2 separate regions of the Homo sapiens genome follow, and region 2 is linked to region 1. The links are chromatin contacts, found by Hi-C or POLR2A ChIA-PET in ENCODE. All regions are on one chromosome and are shown on one strand. Each heading gives the region's core, a stretch centred on a gene start or an enhancer-like site at or near the end of the contact. The rest is flanking DNA. Distances are from core to core; before and after follow the strand shown.

Region 1 (6,736 bases), core at 2,256-4,755:
AATATTCCTGTCTTTCACCCATTTTCTGATTGGATTGTTTCTTCTGTTGAGTTTTGAGAGTTCTTTGAGATTCCTTTATGGGATTTTTGGTTTCCATTGGTCTGTAGCTTATCTTTTTCACCCCTCCCCCTCCCCCCCTTTTTTTTTTCCTGAGACAGAGTCTCACTTTGTCACCCATGGTGGAGTGCAGTGGCACAATCTTGGCTCACTGTATACTTGACTTCTGGACTCAAGCAGTTCTCCCTCTTCAGCTCCCCATGTAGATGGGACTATCACCACACCCAGCTAATTTTTTTTTTTTTTTTTTTTGAGATGTAGTTTCACTCTTGTTGCCCAGGCTGGAGTTCAATGGCGTGGTCTCGGCTCACTGCAACCTCCGCCTCCCAGTTCAAGTGATTCTACTGCCTCAGCCTCCCGAGTAGCTGGGATTACAGGCATGTGCCACCACGCCTGGCTAATTTTGTATTTTCAGTAGAGATGGGGTTTCTCCATGTTGGTCAGGCTGGTCTCAAACTCCTGACCTCAGATGATCTGCCCGCCTCAGCCTACCAAAGTGCTGGAATTATAGGCATGAGCCACCATGCCCAGCCTATGCCCAGCTAATTTTTTATAGAGATGGGGTTTCACCATGTTGCCCACACCTGGTCTCAAACTCATGAGCTCAAGTGATCTGCCTGCCTCAACCTCCCAAAGTACTACAATTACAGGTGTGAGCCACCGTGCCCGGCCATCTTTTCACCCTCTTAACAGGGTTTTATACAGAGCAAAAGTTTTCAGTTTTGATAAAGTCCACTTTACTGATATTTCCTTTATGGACTGTTGCTTTTAGTGTTGCATTTAAGAACAACTCTACCTAGTCTTAGATCCCAAAGGTTATCTGTTTTTTCCTAAAAGAAGTTTTATAGTTTTAAATTTAAGTATGCATGTGAGCCATGTTAATTTTTGTATAATGTGTAAGACTTAGGCTAAAGTTCTTTTTTTTTAATCCTATAGCTGGTCCAGCTGCTCCAGCACCGTTTGTTGAAAGGCTGTCCTTCCTCCATTGAATTACTTTTGCACCTTAAAGTCAGCTGGGCATATTTGTGTGGTCCTGTTCCCGTGATGATCTCGGCTCTGTCGATCTGTGTGTCTGTGCCTCTGCCAGCATTGCACTCTTGGTTCACATAGCTATATAGTAGATCTTGAAATCAGCTGGACTGATTCCTCCTCTCACTCTATTCTTTTTCAAAATATTTTTGCTATAAATTTGTATATGAATTTTAGAATAACCTTGTCTACATCTACAAAACATCTTCTAGGATTTTGATAGGAACTGCATTTAACCTGTATGTTAATTTGAGGAGAATTGATATCTTTACTGTATTCTGTCTAGCAATCCATGAACATGGCATGTCTATTTAAATCTTTGATTTCATCACGTTTTATAATTTTCAGCATACAAGTCCTTGCATATTTTGTTAGATTTAAACCGAAGTATTTCCCTTTTTCAGCAATTGTAAACAGTACATATTTTTAACTTTTGTGTCTACATGTTCATTTCTAGGAGGTAGAAACAGGTTTTTGTGTGTTTATCTTGCACCCGAGATTTTGCTGGACTCCCTAGTTGTCTGCTTTCTGTAGATTCCTAGGATTTCCCACATAGACAAGCATGGCCTCTGCATGAGAATACCTGGATCCTCCCCTCAGGGCTTCTGACTTAGGGTCTGGACATCAGGACTTTTTAAACCTTCCTGGTGATTCTGATAAGCAGCTGAGGTGGAGAACCACTGCTCTTTGACCTTGTCGTCAGTGAGCAGAGGTGCCTTAAGCACAAAAGCCTAGTGCCAGGACCCCGCATCCCGCCCACTCTGCACTCGGCCTATCTTGCTGTCGGCCGGCATGGCTAACAGGCGTGGGCCCTATCAGACAGTCCCTGGTGACTGAAGCATGGGCTCCTCTCGGCCCAGGAAAGACGGCTAGGCTGTAATGGATAGCCAGTTTTAATGAACAGAGGATACTGATTGGTATAAAAAGGTGTGTTTGTCACTGAGGTGTCCTCATTTTCTAGATGAGGAGTTGTCTTCTCCATGGTCTTGAACGCCTGCTTCGCCATGGCACCAGCGTCTGGGTGCACGCTGGCTGTCGCCACAGGGCAGGAGCTGCTCATGGAAAGGTGTGTGCCCCTAGTGTGCAGCACTGGTCAGCTTTTCCACATAGTAACAACAGCCTTGTTCTGGGCCTGAGAAGGCCCCCAAAGGTAGACGAAAAGGAACCATGGCCAAATGCCTATCAATCAGCCCGGTACCTAATGTAACCCAGGACCCATGTGAGGGAGGCTGAGCCTTCACCTTTCAGCCCTTCCCTCAGCATGTGGTTCTCAGTTTAGGGCAGAGCTTCTTAAGATTCACTTTCTGGCGTTTAGGGGCCCAGCCCCACCAGCAGTACAGGCCTACACCAGTGTAATTTGAAACGTACAGACGGTGGAAGAGGAAGTCTAGGGAGCTTGGGTCCTTAGACCACCAGGGAGCAGGGAAGGGATGGGAAGGGCTGGGGGGCGGCGGGGGCTCACCTTCCTCTGCTTCCCTGTGGGCTGGGTTCAGAGCTCCTCAGTGTCCTGGCCTCCCAGGTGGGATCAAGCAGGGTGGGTGCAGCTGCAGCGTTCCAGGCAAGAGCTCAAGCTCCAGTACCAGGAACATAAGGGGACATAAGGGCCTCAGGCAAACTAGGGTTACGGGCCACTGCCCCAAGAGTTGAGTGGGCCACAAGCAATCCCCAGTGCCCAGGCGCTTCCCCATGAGAGCCGCCAGCAGGCAACGGTGTGCCAGGCCGGCCTGAGCGGGGCCAGTACACAGTGGGTGCGAGGCTTCTCTCAAATGCGCGCTCCAGCTCATCAGTCTTAGGGCTTCTGAGGCAACCTAGTGGGTCCTGGACTTCTGTTGCTGTGGGGCCTCAAACCTGTTGAGTAGCCACCTCAGATGACCAGAACCCACCTCCAGAGTTCCTATGACCAAAGTTGTCTAGAGCCGCTCCGGACACTGCCAGGGTTGCTACTGACAGGAATGGGGTCCCCAGAGAAAGCCATGCCCACAGGCATCCACCAGCTGCAGACAGGCCCGGCCCCTGCATGGCCTGCCTTGGCTGCACCTTGTACATCCTGGATGGCATCTGCCGGCCACGGGCTGAGTCCCCACACACACAGACTGGCCCTGGAGAGAGCAAGGCAAGCCCCCTAACCTGGGACAAGTGGACACTGAGGACTCCCAGACCCAGCCCTGGGTGGCTCCAGCTTGGGACTGCTCCCTTAAGGCTCGTTCTTGGCCCTCACTCTCCTCCCCTTCCTGGCCCTCATCTGGACCCGCGCTTTCTGCTGCCTTGTGGTCCTCTGCTCCAGCCCTGGGAGGGAACGCGGCTCCCCTGACACTCGAAGCCAGGGAGGCCTCTCTCTTTGCCTGCTGGGCCCGGTGCCGCTCTTCAGTTCTGCCAGGGCTGCTGAGGCGGCACAGGCCAGAGAGGGAGGAACCAGGGCTGAGGGCAGGAACCACAGAGGTGCAGACGCGGGGGCGGGGCACAGGATGGAATGGTGGCAGTGCGAAAGGCGCGGCGGGGGGCGGTGCTGCGGTCAGCACCGGGTGCGGGGATGCGCCACGTGGGCCTGCAGGGCCTCCCGGATGCCGCGCTGCCAGTCTCGAGCCAGCTGCACCGGGGTCACGGAGGCCTGGGAGCAACGGTGTGGGTCAGTCCCTTGCAGGCGCTCCACCCGCCCTCGGGTCAGGAGCCAGGGCTGCGCCCACACTCACCGCGTTCCGCACCCCCAGCTCGGCCCCATAGAGCAGCAGTAGCTTCATGGCTTTGTAGCTGCCGTGCCGCACGGCCTCGTGCAGAGCCGTGTCCCCTTCCTGCTGAGAACGCAGGCAGTCAAGCTTCTGCCTCCGCGTGCTGCCCTCCTCATGCAGGAAGGTCAGGGCTGCTGTCACCGAGCAGACAGCACCTCTGGTCCTGGCTGGGGCTCCTCAGTCCCTGCTCCTCTGGAGCTGTCCGAGCCGGAAAAGACCAAGCGCCTGCCTTACCTTATCCTGTGCGTTCAGGTGGGCGCCACACTCGATGAGGTGCTCCAGGCAGTCGGGGTGCCGGGTGCGCACTGCCACGTGCAGGGGGGTGCTCCCGATCTGAGAGCAAGTGGGGGTCAGTGCTGGGTCTGGATTGGTGAGGCCTCCCTAACCCATGGGACTACGTGCTCTCTTCTCCAGGAACAGCGTCTGCTCCCGTGTTCCCGACAGGCCCCCAAAGCACCGTGCCCCTCACCTTGTCCCGGGCATTGACCCGGGCTCCCTGGTTAAGCAGCTGTTTGAGGATGACCAGATGTCCTCCGCGGCAGGCCCAGAACACAGGTGTCCTGTCCAGCTGCAAAACAAAAGCACCCAAGCACTCAGCTGCTGGGATGTGAAGCTGGGCGTCGACCAGAGGCTGGGCCTTTCCCCATCCTCACCAAGTCTCGCGCGTCCACTGTGGCACCTGCCACCAGCAGCTTGTTCACCAGCTGGCTGTGACCCTTCAGACAGGCCCAGTGCAAGGCGGTGCGGTGGAGCTGAGGGCAGAGATGGAAGATTAGGCAGAGGGAGTGCAGCCACCCCTAGAGACCCCACGCGGTCCCCTTCCCAGGGCCAGGTCCCTGAATGGAATTGCCACTTCCCCCACCACGCGATGGGCCGCTCCCTCTCCTCCGTCTGCAGGTGCCACTGGATTCATGCCCATAAGAGTGAAAATCCCTGCAGCCTCCTAGGCCAGGACTTGAACACACTGAAGGCAGCGCTCCTGCAGCTGCAGCTGCTGCCAGCCGACTCACCCAACCTGTGCTACCTTGTCATGGGCATTGGGGTCCCCTCCGTCTGTCAAGTACTTGTCAATCAGGTACTCCTGGTTCTCAGCAGCTGCCTTCAGGAACATCTCCAGGCCCACAGGCTCCACCTGGGCCTGGGACTGCGGCTGGTTCAGTTGAAGACAAGACCAAATCACTCCCGAAGGCCGCAGGTGCCCAAGATGTCACAGCTTCACCAGTCTGGCCCACGGGTCCCATGCAGCCCACCAAGGAACACTGCTGGCTCGTACTAATGCAGTTTCTTATTCTAATCCCACGCCAGGAGATTGAATAGACTGTGTGTGTGTGAGCGTGTGTGTTATGGATTGACTTGTATCTCCCCAAGATTCGTATGAAGTACTAACCCCAGGTACCTCAGAATGTGACCTTATTTGGAAACAGAGTCACTGAGGATGTAATTAGTTAAGATGAGGTCACACCGGCGTATGGTGGGCCCCTCACCAATATGACTTGTGTTAAAGTGGGCTCTAATCCAATGTGACTGATGTCCTTATGAAAGGGGACACGTGGGCCGGATGCGGTGGCTCATGCCTGTAATCCCAGCACTTTGGGAGGCTGAGGCGGGCAGACCACAAGGACAGGAGATTGAGACCATCCTGGCTAACACGGTGAAACCCCATCTCTACTAAAAATACAAAAAAAAATTAGCCGGGCGTGGTGGCGGGTGCCTGTGGTCCCAGCTACTCGGGAGGCTGAGGCAGGAGAATGGCATGAACCCGGGAGGCAGAGCTTGCAGTAATCCGAGATCGTGCCACTGCTCTCCAGCCTGGGCAACAGAGCGAGACTCCGTCTCAAAAAAAAAAAAAAAAAAAAAAAAAAAGTTGGGGGAGACACATGGACACAGGCATGCACACAGGCAGAACGCCCAGCAAACATGAAGGCAATAGTTGGGTGATACATCTACAAGCCAAGGAACGCCAAAGATCACCAGCATCCACCAGAAGCCGGAGAGGCATGAAGGGATTCTCCCTCACCACCCTCAGAGGGAACCAGCCTCGCCAACACCTTCCTGTTAGCCTTCCAGCCCCCAGGACAGCGAGGTGACACATGCCTGCTGTTGAGGCTGTCCAGGCTGTGGGACTTTGTTATGGCAGCCCTGGCGGACACATCCGCGGGGGCTCTGGAGTGGATTTAATGGGCTCCCCAGGCACTGGCTGTGTGGTCCTGGCCTGCAGTGCCCACTCTGCCCCAAGCCCTTCCTCTGGAACTGGAGCCCTGGTGTGTGCACTGCCCTAACCCCGACCTCCCACTCACCTTAACCAGGGGCTCAGGTTTCCTGGGGGGGACTCTGTGTCTCAGTCGCTTTTTCCGTCTTTGAACCAAGTTTTCCAAGTCAGCCAGGTTATCCAGATTAAATCTGGTACTGTTAAATCTTTCAAGCTGGGGCAGAAGACAAGACCATGCCAGCCATCAGCCGCTGGTCAAGAGATCTCTCTGCCCTGCCGACAGGAGACACCAGCTGCTCAGGCTGCCCCACCAGAGTCCCTCCAGGCCTCACTGCTCAGCCGGCCTCAGGGATTAGCCACTGCCCCCAACCCCGGCCCCCGCCCCTCTCTCACTTTCTTCTTCTTCTCTTCTTCCAATTTCAGCTTCTCCCGGGCCACAGCCTCTTGGGGGCCCCTCCTCCAGTCACTAGGCCAGGCTCCAGGGTCAGGAACTCCATGTCCAAATCCCAACACTTTCCCTTCAACTCTTTCTCCACTTACCTGTAGGAACAGGATATGAGTACTGAGTTGGGAAAATTGGAGGAACCCTTAGAAAACAGAGCTGTGGAGTAGCAGGGAGCTGTCTTATAAGGGCAGATGTCACAAGGCTGGTGCCCGGGATGGGAGCCGGCCTCAAAGCTCCTGCAGTCCAGAGTGCTGGCAAGCTCCCTCACCC
Region 2 (6,736 bases), core at 2,741-5,240, 270 kb after region 1:
GCTCAAAATCACCGGATTTGGAGGTGGATGTGGAGGGTGGGGCTGGAGGATGGAAGAGGAACTTAGGAGCTAAATGCTGACCCTCTCTATTTTGCTCCAGAATGTTCTTTTCCTTTCTCTCTTTGAGTCACCAGTTTCTTTACTGTATTAGGCTATGCCCCTTTCCTTGTTTTATTGCTATCAGTTATTTCTTATTGGCCTTTATAATTTTGTTAGTACCGGGATGGAAAACTCTACAATATTGTTTTTTTCCAATACCGAAGGCATCTCCTCTCCTCATCCCTGCTCTCTCCCTCCAGTTAAAAAAGATAAACACTCCCTGTTGACAAATGTCTTTTCTCTTTTCTGTAGACTCTGCGAGTTCTCCTTTCAGTTTATGCTTTTGGAAACAAAAGTCCTTGTCTGTCCTTCAGGTGTGAGTCAGAGCCAGATTCCTGACTAAATGGAGGGAAGGTTAAGAAAAAATACAATGAGAAATTCATTATAAGAAATTATTTTGTTGTCATCTAGTCATGTAAGTTTTGTCTTTAGTGGTGGTAACGTGCTCATTCATCGTAGTTCGTTGCTCATGCCACGTGGTCATTGTCTCATGCTTATGGGCACCTCTCTTTAGTGACACCCACCTATTGGGGGGAGTCCCATTTGTAAAGAATTTTGTTGATGTGCTGAATACAAATTGATTTCCTACAGTCTTGTCTGTTTTGGGCTGCTATGAGAGAATACCATAGACTGAGTAATTTATAAACAACAGAAATTTGGTTTTTTCACAGTTCTGGAGGCTGGGAAGTCCAAAATCCAGGGGCCATTAGATTCATTGTCAGGTGAGTGTCTGGTCTCTGTTTCCAAGATGTCGCCTTGAAGGCTGCATCTTCCAGAGAGGAGGAGTGCTGTGTCCTCACATGGCAGGAGACTGAAGGGCAAAAGGAGTCTAACTTCCTCCATCATTCCTTTTTCTAAGCATATTTAATCCTATTCATGAAGGCAGAGCCCTCATAGCCTAATCACCTCCAAAAGTCCCCACCTCTTAATACTATCACATTTGTAATATTTGATTTCTGGAGGGGATACATTCAAACCATAGCAGATGCTCATGAAAGTAGAAACAGTGGCTAATGCCAGAGAAAGAAGCTGAGGATCTGGGAAGTCTTACTTGTGGATTTTACGTTGTATGTTCCATTCCCACATGTAAATAAATGAGTTAATTGAAATGGAAGAAAATGAGGAAAGATGGAGAATTGTGTCATGGAACAATGGACAGCAGTCATAACATAATGGGTGAAAACAAAGCTCAAATACATGAGGATGATTATATCTTTAATAGCATCTCGAAGCTGTAAGAGATCATCAAGTCTTGACTTCTATGTTAAAAAAGAAAGAAAACTGATGACCCATATTTAAACTGAGGCATGTGACATTTCTGCTCTACTCAGCACTCTTCACTCATCTAACAAAAATTCATTATGGCTTCTTATGTTCCAGGCACTGGGCTAGGTGTTTAAGGAAGACAGAGGGAGGAAATAAAAATTTTTATAAAACAGTCTTTGTCCTCAAGCAGCTCACAGGGCAGAGAGACCCTGACAGAGTAGAGACTTCATGAAGAGTGGGGATGGGAAGGGCATTCTCTCCACACGCATCCCTGTCCCACCTCGGAGATTTCCTCCTCAGAACGCTACCTCTTACTGCTTTCCTGTCTCACTCTTTCCAGCTCTCAGTTTAGAAGGTGTTTCCTCAGAGCACCCTTGCTGACCTCTCAAGTCTGGTGAATGGCCCTTCTCACTGGTGCCTGGATGCCCTGTGTGCTCCTGTCATGCACACAACACAGCATAGTAAAATGCCTGGTGTATGTGTTTGTCTTTTCAATACTCTGAGCTCTGCTCATTGGCAAATCTCAGGACATAGCACAAGATGTGGCCCCTAAACGTTAACTGAATGAACGAATGGAATCACTGGTATCTCTTTAGCTTGAAGAATAGAAAGCCCTTGTAGGACAAAGACGATTGGGAGAAATGTGAAGTCTGGCGTGGACTCTGTCAGAAGACAGAACTGAACCAATGGATGGACTTAGAAGAGAGAGACTTCGGTTTCACATCAGGAATGATATCATAGTCAGAACTCACCACACACATAATAGGTTAGATGAGGGAGGAGGGAGTCCTTCATTGCAGGAGTTTTAAAGGTAAATACAAGAAATGGGAGGCACTTGGCCTGGCGCGGTGGCTCAGGTCTGTTAATCCCAGCACTTTGGGAGGCCGAGGCCAGTGGATCACAAGGTCAGGAGTCGAGACCAGCCTGGTCAAGATGGTGAAACCCTGTTTCTACTAAAATAGAAAAATTAGCCGGGTGCGGTGGTGGGCACCTGTCATCCCAGCTAATTGGGAGGCTGAGGCAGAAGAATCACTTGAACCTGGGAGGCAGAGGTTGCAGCGAGCCAAGTTTGAGCCACTGAACTCTAGCCTGGGCGACAGAGCAAGACTCCGTCTAAAAAAAAAAAAAAAAAGAAAGAAATGGGAGGCACTGAGTTTCTGGCTCAGTTTGCTGATGCCAGAAATACAGAGATGACTGATCAGTAAAATCCACTAAAAAGTGTGTGACAGGTTTCTTTTTCCTTATATTTTTCTTTTTTAAATACAAAAGTAATACCAGCCCACTGAAAATTTGAAAAGTATATGGCATTAAAAAGAGAAAAATAACATCTGATAATCCAACAAGATAAACCCTCTAAAATTTTTCTCTTTTTAAATGAATATAGTTAAGCTTGAAATAGAATTTTAAATTTATCTTGATGTTTTACTCAACAACGTAGAAGCATCTTTTATGTCATTATTTTAAGTCACAAGCACTTTTAGTGATGATGATTAAAAGAACCATTTGTTTTTTCCTTACTGTTCCCTGTTTTTAGATTTTTGGCTAGTGTCTAATTTTTCCCTGTTATAAATAATGCTGAGATGAACAGAATATGTAGATTTCTAATAATTTGCAAATGAACAGCATATGAAAAACATGAGCAAAAATTTTGCAGTTATAATTACTCAACACGTTTTAAATAAATTACTTTTATTTTGAGCGTTCATTCTTAAATATGTTATAGGAAGTAAGTAAGAAGCATTCCTTACTCCTTAGAATTTTGTTTATAAATTAGTGATGAATTGGAAAGGGTAGCTTGCCCCTGGAATTCTCTGATAAGCACAGGTGATGAGGAAAATGGAAAAATCCAAGAATTCCTTTGTCTTTCCTTAATAGTCAGCTTTAAGTGCAGTGCAGGCGTGCCCTCTAGCGGCCAAATAAAAAATAAAGAAATACGGGAAACCTTCAGCATTGTAACAATCGCACGTCCCCATCTAGTGGCTAACGTGTGTAAATGCAGCTTTTCTAATCACAATAGCGAATGTTACTTGATTTATATTTGTCTCATGAGGTGAAGAACTGGGAGGAATCTTAGAGATCACGTATTTCAACTTCCTCACGGAGTGGCATGCAGGCAGCAGCCTTGGGAACCCCGATTGCCCCTCCTCACACCTGCCCATCACAGGACTCGGGCGACAGGGTGGTGAAGTCAGGCTGTGGCCCCAGCGGCGCCACGAGGCCGAAAACAGGCGCTCAGCCTCATCCCCGTGGCTGCAGAGTGCCAAGCGTCAGGTCCTGCGCTCTGGGCGCGGGTCAGGAGCAGCTGGCAAGGGCAGCGCAGCCTGTGGGGCCCTTGGGCGCGGCCGGCCGCAGCTCCGGGAAGCCACGTCAGCCCACGGGCGCTGCAGCTGCAGCCGCCACCAGCACATGGAGCAGGGGTCCCCGAGGATTGGGAATCCCCGACCAGGCCTGCGCCTCCAGCCGCGCGGACCCCGGGGCCAGCCTGGCCGCGGCAAGTCAGGCAGTCTGCGGCAGGAGCGCCGGGCATGGGCTTCCGCCGGGGGTGCAGGAGGCGCGCACCCTCCGGCCGGATGGGGGCGCACTCAGGGCCCAGGAGGCCATCCCACGGGAGCCCCGCCAGCCCCCGCCGGAGCCCGAGCTGCAGTGCCGCCTACAAGTGGTGCGCTGGCTGCAGCTGTGGCAACCCCGGATCCCGTCCTCCCGCCTCGCACCCATCAGCGCGGACCCCGGGGGCGACGCAGTGGCGAAGTGGGGCTGTGGGCCCAGCGGTGGCACCAGGCGGAGAAGCACCACTCAACCCCATCCCTGGGCTGCAGAGGGCCCAGCGCGGGGGACTCCGAGCGTCGGGAGCCTGTGGAAGAGAAGAGCGCGCGGGCGACAGTTAAACAGGCCCTGGGGCAGGGCGCGCCTCGCGCTCCAGGGAGCCCCGCCCTCCCGCGGCACCTCCGCAGCAACCGCCGCCTGCACTGGGCGCGCGAGAGCTGCTAGGGCGGTTTCTCTGCCTCGGGCCTGTTGGGCAGGGCCGGCTAAGGTGCGCGTGCTCGCTGGTTCTAACCCTTCTGTTGGGCGTTTCTGCTGAGAGGCGGGAGGCGCTGAGAGTCTGTGCGGAGGTCCGTGGACAGACTGCTTTGCTCGTTGTTGCTCTTCGGAGGCGGCGATCCCCGAAGGCGAGCTGAAATACGGCTGCAGGCTACAATTTGCAGCCGACGATTATGGAAGACGGCAAGCGGGAGAGGTGGCCCACCCTCATGGAGCGCTTGTGCTCGGATGGCTTCGCATTTCCCCAATACCCCATTAAACCGTATCATCTGAAGAGGATCCACAGAGCTGTCTTACATGGTAATCTAGAGAAACTGAAGTACCTTCTGCTCACGTATTATGACGCCAATAAGAGAGACAGGAAGGAAAGGTAATGGGGGCCGGGAGCCGGGGCTGCGGGAGGAGGCCTGTGGATGTGGAGAAGTACCCCTTTCCAGGCTGAGGGCTGCGGGGCGGATGGTCCGGGGCTCGGGGTTTGGACGGGGGCTAGGGGGTGCCCGGCTGGGGTGGGAGTGAGTGGAGCGGGGCCTGGGGAGTGGCGGTATATGGGGTGGCGGGGTGTGGAGTGAGTTGGGGGATGGGAGTGGGGAGTAGGGGGTGCATGGGGTGGGGGCGTGAATGGGCTGAGGTGGACGGAATGAAGGCTTGGGGGGTAGGGGCGTGGACGGTGTGGGGTGGGGAGATGGGGTGAGGGTTCAATGGGATAGAGGACTGGAGGTGGGGGTGAGGGGTGGGGGTGAATGGGGTGGGGGAAAGGGGTGCAGAGGTGAGGGGGGCGAGTCCTGTCACCAAAGGGGCTGGACTTTCTTTCCTGGCAGGCTCAGCCGCACCTGGGATGTGGAAACCTTGGCGGGGGCGAGCACCCAGGTCATTTTCACAAGCAGCAAAACAAAAACAAAACTTCAGCTGGTTTCCAATCACTCACCATGCTGCTTCTTTATAAATCATTTTAAAGTGATTTCACTAATAAAATTCAGCATGTACAGCGTTTTATTTTTAACGTGCACATTTTAAAGCATAATGTTACATACATTATGGAAAGGTGCATAATGAGAGAAATCATTTCCATAATATATCAACTTCCTGGCTAAAAATTCTTTGGATAAAAATCCAATATTTATTTGATATCAATGGACACCTATGTCAATTTGGTTTTCACTGAGGGACCTTAGAGGGAAACTTTGAAGTGGGAAGATGGTCTGTGTTCTTGAATAGAAAGACACATTTTTCTAAAGTTCTGAGCTCTTTCTGTGTTTATAAATTTTACATAATCCAAATAAAGTTATCAAAGTGTTAACATTTTTGAATTACTCATGCTGTCTTTTACTATTGTGACGACATCAAGAAAACTTTTGAAATGGAGTCAAAAAAGACTTGCCTTTCTAGATATGAAAATGTGCTGTTAATTTCCACAAGTTATTTACTAACAGCTGAAACAACAAATCAGTGAATGGAACAGGTTAGAAAATCCAGGAACACACCAATATGTGTAAGAATTTATTAGGTTGGTGCAAAAGCAATTGCGGTTTTTGCCGCAATTACAAGTAATGGCGAAAGCCGCAATTGCCTTTGCACCAATCTAATAGAATTGGATAATGGTGACATTTCATATTAGTAGGAAAAGATGAATTACTCATAAATGAAGTGCCTGCTAACTATTTGGAGAAATCTGGCTAGATTTTTATGTCACAGAAATAAATTCGTTATGGAATGTAGATTAAAAATTTTAAATGCACAAAATAAGAAAGATAACAGAAAAAAACACAAATGCCTACTTATATTGATGCATGTTTATATTCCTACAAATATCACAAGCACACATTCTGAAGGTCGATTTAGCAAAATAAAAAAAATCCAGTTTATAAGAAAAAATTAACAAAAGACAATATGTGTATATACATATTAGATAAAAAAGTGATTTTCATTTTACAGAGAATTCTTCAAATAAACAAGAACTCTCATTTAAAATAGAGCAAAGCATTTATTTTTCAGATGTTCAAGCAACCTATGCACATGGGAAAAAATATTTAGTGTTCCTGGGAGGAGAAGGTATTTAAGTTAAAAAAGGAATGAAATACTATTTTCTATCACAAGTTTGTGAGGGTAAAGGGTAGCAGTACATATACTGCTGTTGAAAGTTTACATTTCTGATGACTTTTCAAATAGACAATTTTTTGGTAAGTATCACACTGTAAAAATGTATGTGCCCTTCACCCATCAATTCCATTATACTAAAATATCTCTAGGAAATAGAGATACATGCAATTTGTTTTTCTCAGCACTGCTTAAAATAGCAATGTATTTGGAAAACCCCTTATAATGGATTTTATAA

What was found. Hi-C counts contacts between places; a loop is a spot of excess contacts on that map. ChIA-PET counts read pairs that join two places held with the same protein, here RNA polymerase II (POLR2A). Pooled maps may share reads with other maps.
Region 2: a map of heart left ventricle shows a loop between it and region 1 (9-fold over the local background). The contact joins the promoter of ANKRD36 here to the enhancer-like site in region 1. A Hi-C loop is called at or near these places in 2 of 168 maps with a recorded cell type or tissue (gastrocnemius medialis and heart left ventricle) and 6 of 50 pooled maps. POLR2A ChIA-PET finds 5 or more read pairs at or near these places in 3 of 52 experiments (CD8-positive, alpha-beta memory T cell, Panc1 and activated naive CD4-positive, alpha-beta T cell).

What each region holds. Positions count from the first base shown.
Region 1 is chr2:96,835,951-96,842,686 of GRCh38, forward strand. It overlaps ANKRD23 (ankyrin repeat domain 23), which reads right to left. Exons shown (of 9, transcript NM_144994.8): 2 at 6,415-6,561; 3 at 6,110-6,235; 4 at 4,837-4,962; 5 at 4,466-4,564; 6 at 4,282-4,380; 7 at 4,047-4,145; 8 at 3,777-3,875; 9 at 1,962-3,694. The coding sequence ends at 3,599. It also overlaps a transcript of CNNM3 not described here. Among named protein-coding and RNA genes, the nearest start is that of ANKRD23, 4.7 kb to the right of the region's middle. RefSeq lists enhancers at 1,375-1,931, 1,932-2,486, 5,518-6,123 and silencers at 3,626-3,685, 3,826-3,925. Within about 2 kb of position 3,506, at least 4 of the 41 ENCODE cell types and tissues checked have a DNase peak (open chromatin) inside an H3K27ac peak, as active enhancers do.
Region 2 is chr2:97,109,163-97,115,898 of GRCh38, forward strand. It overlaps ANKRD36 (ankyrin repeat domain 36), which reads left to right and starts at 3,991. Exons shown (of 76, transcript NM_001354587.1): 1 at 3,991-4,774. The coding sequence starts at 4,578. RefSeq lists enhancers at 3,441-3,540, 4,501-4,730 and silencers at 3,791-4,170, 4,251-4,380.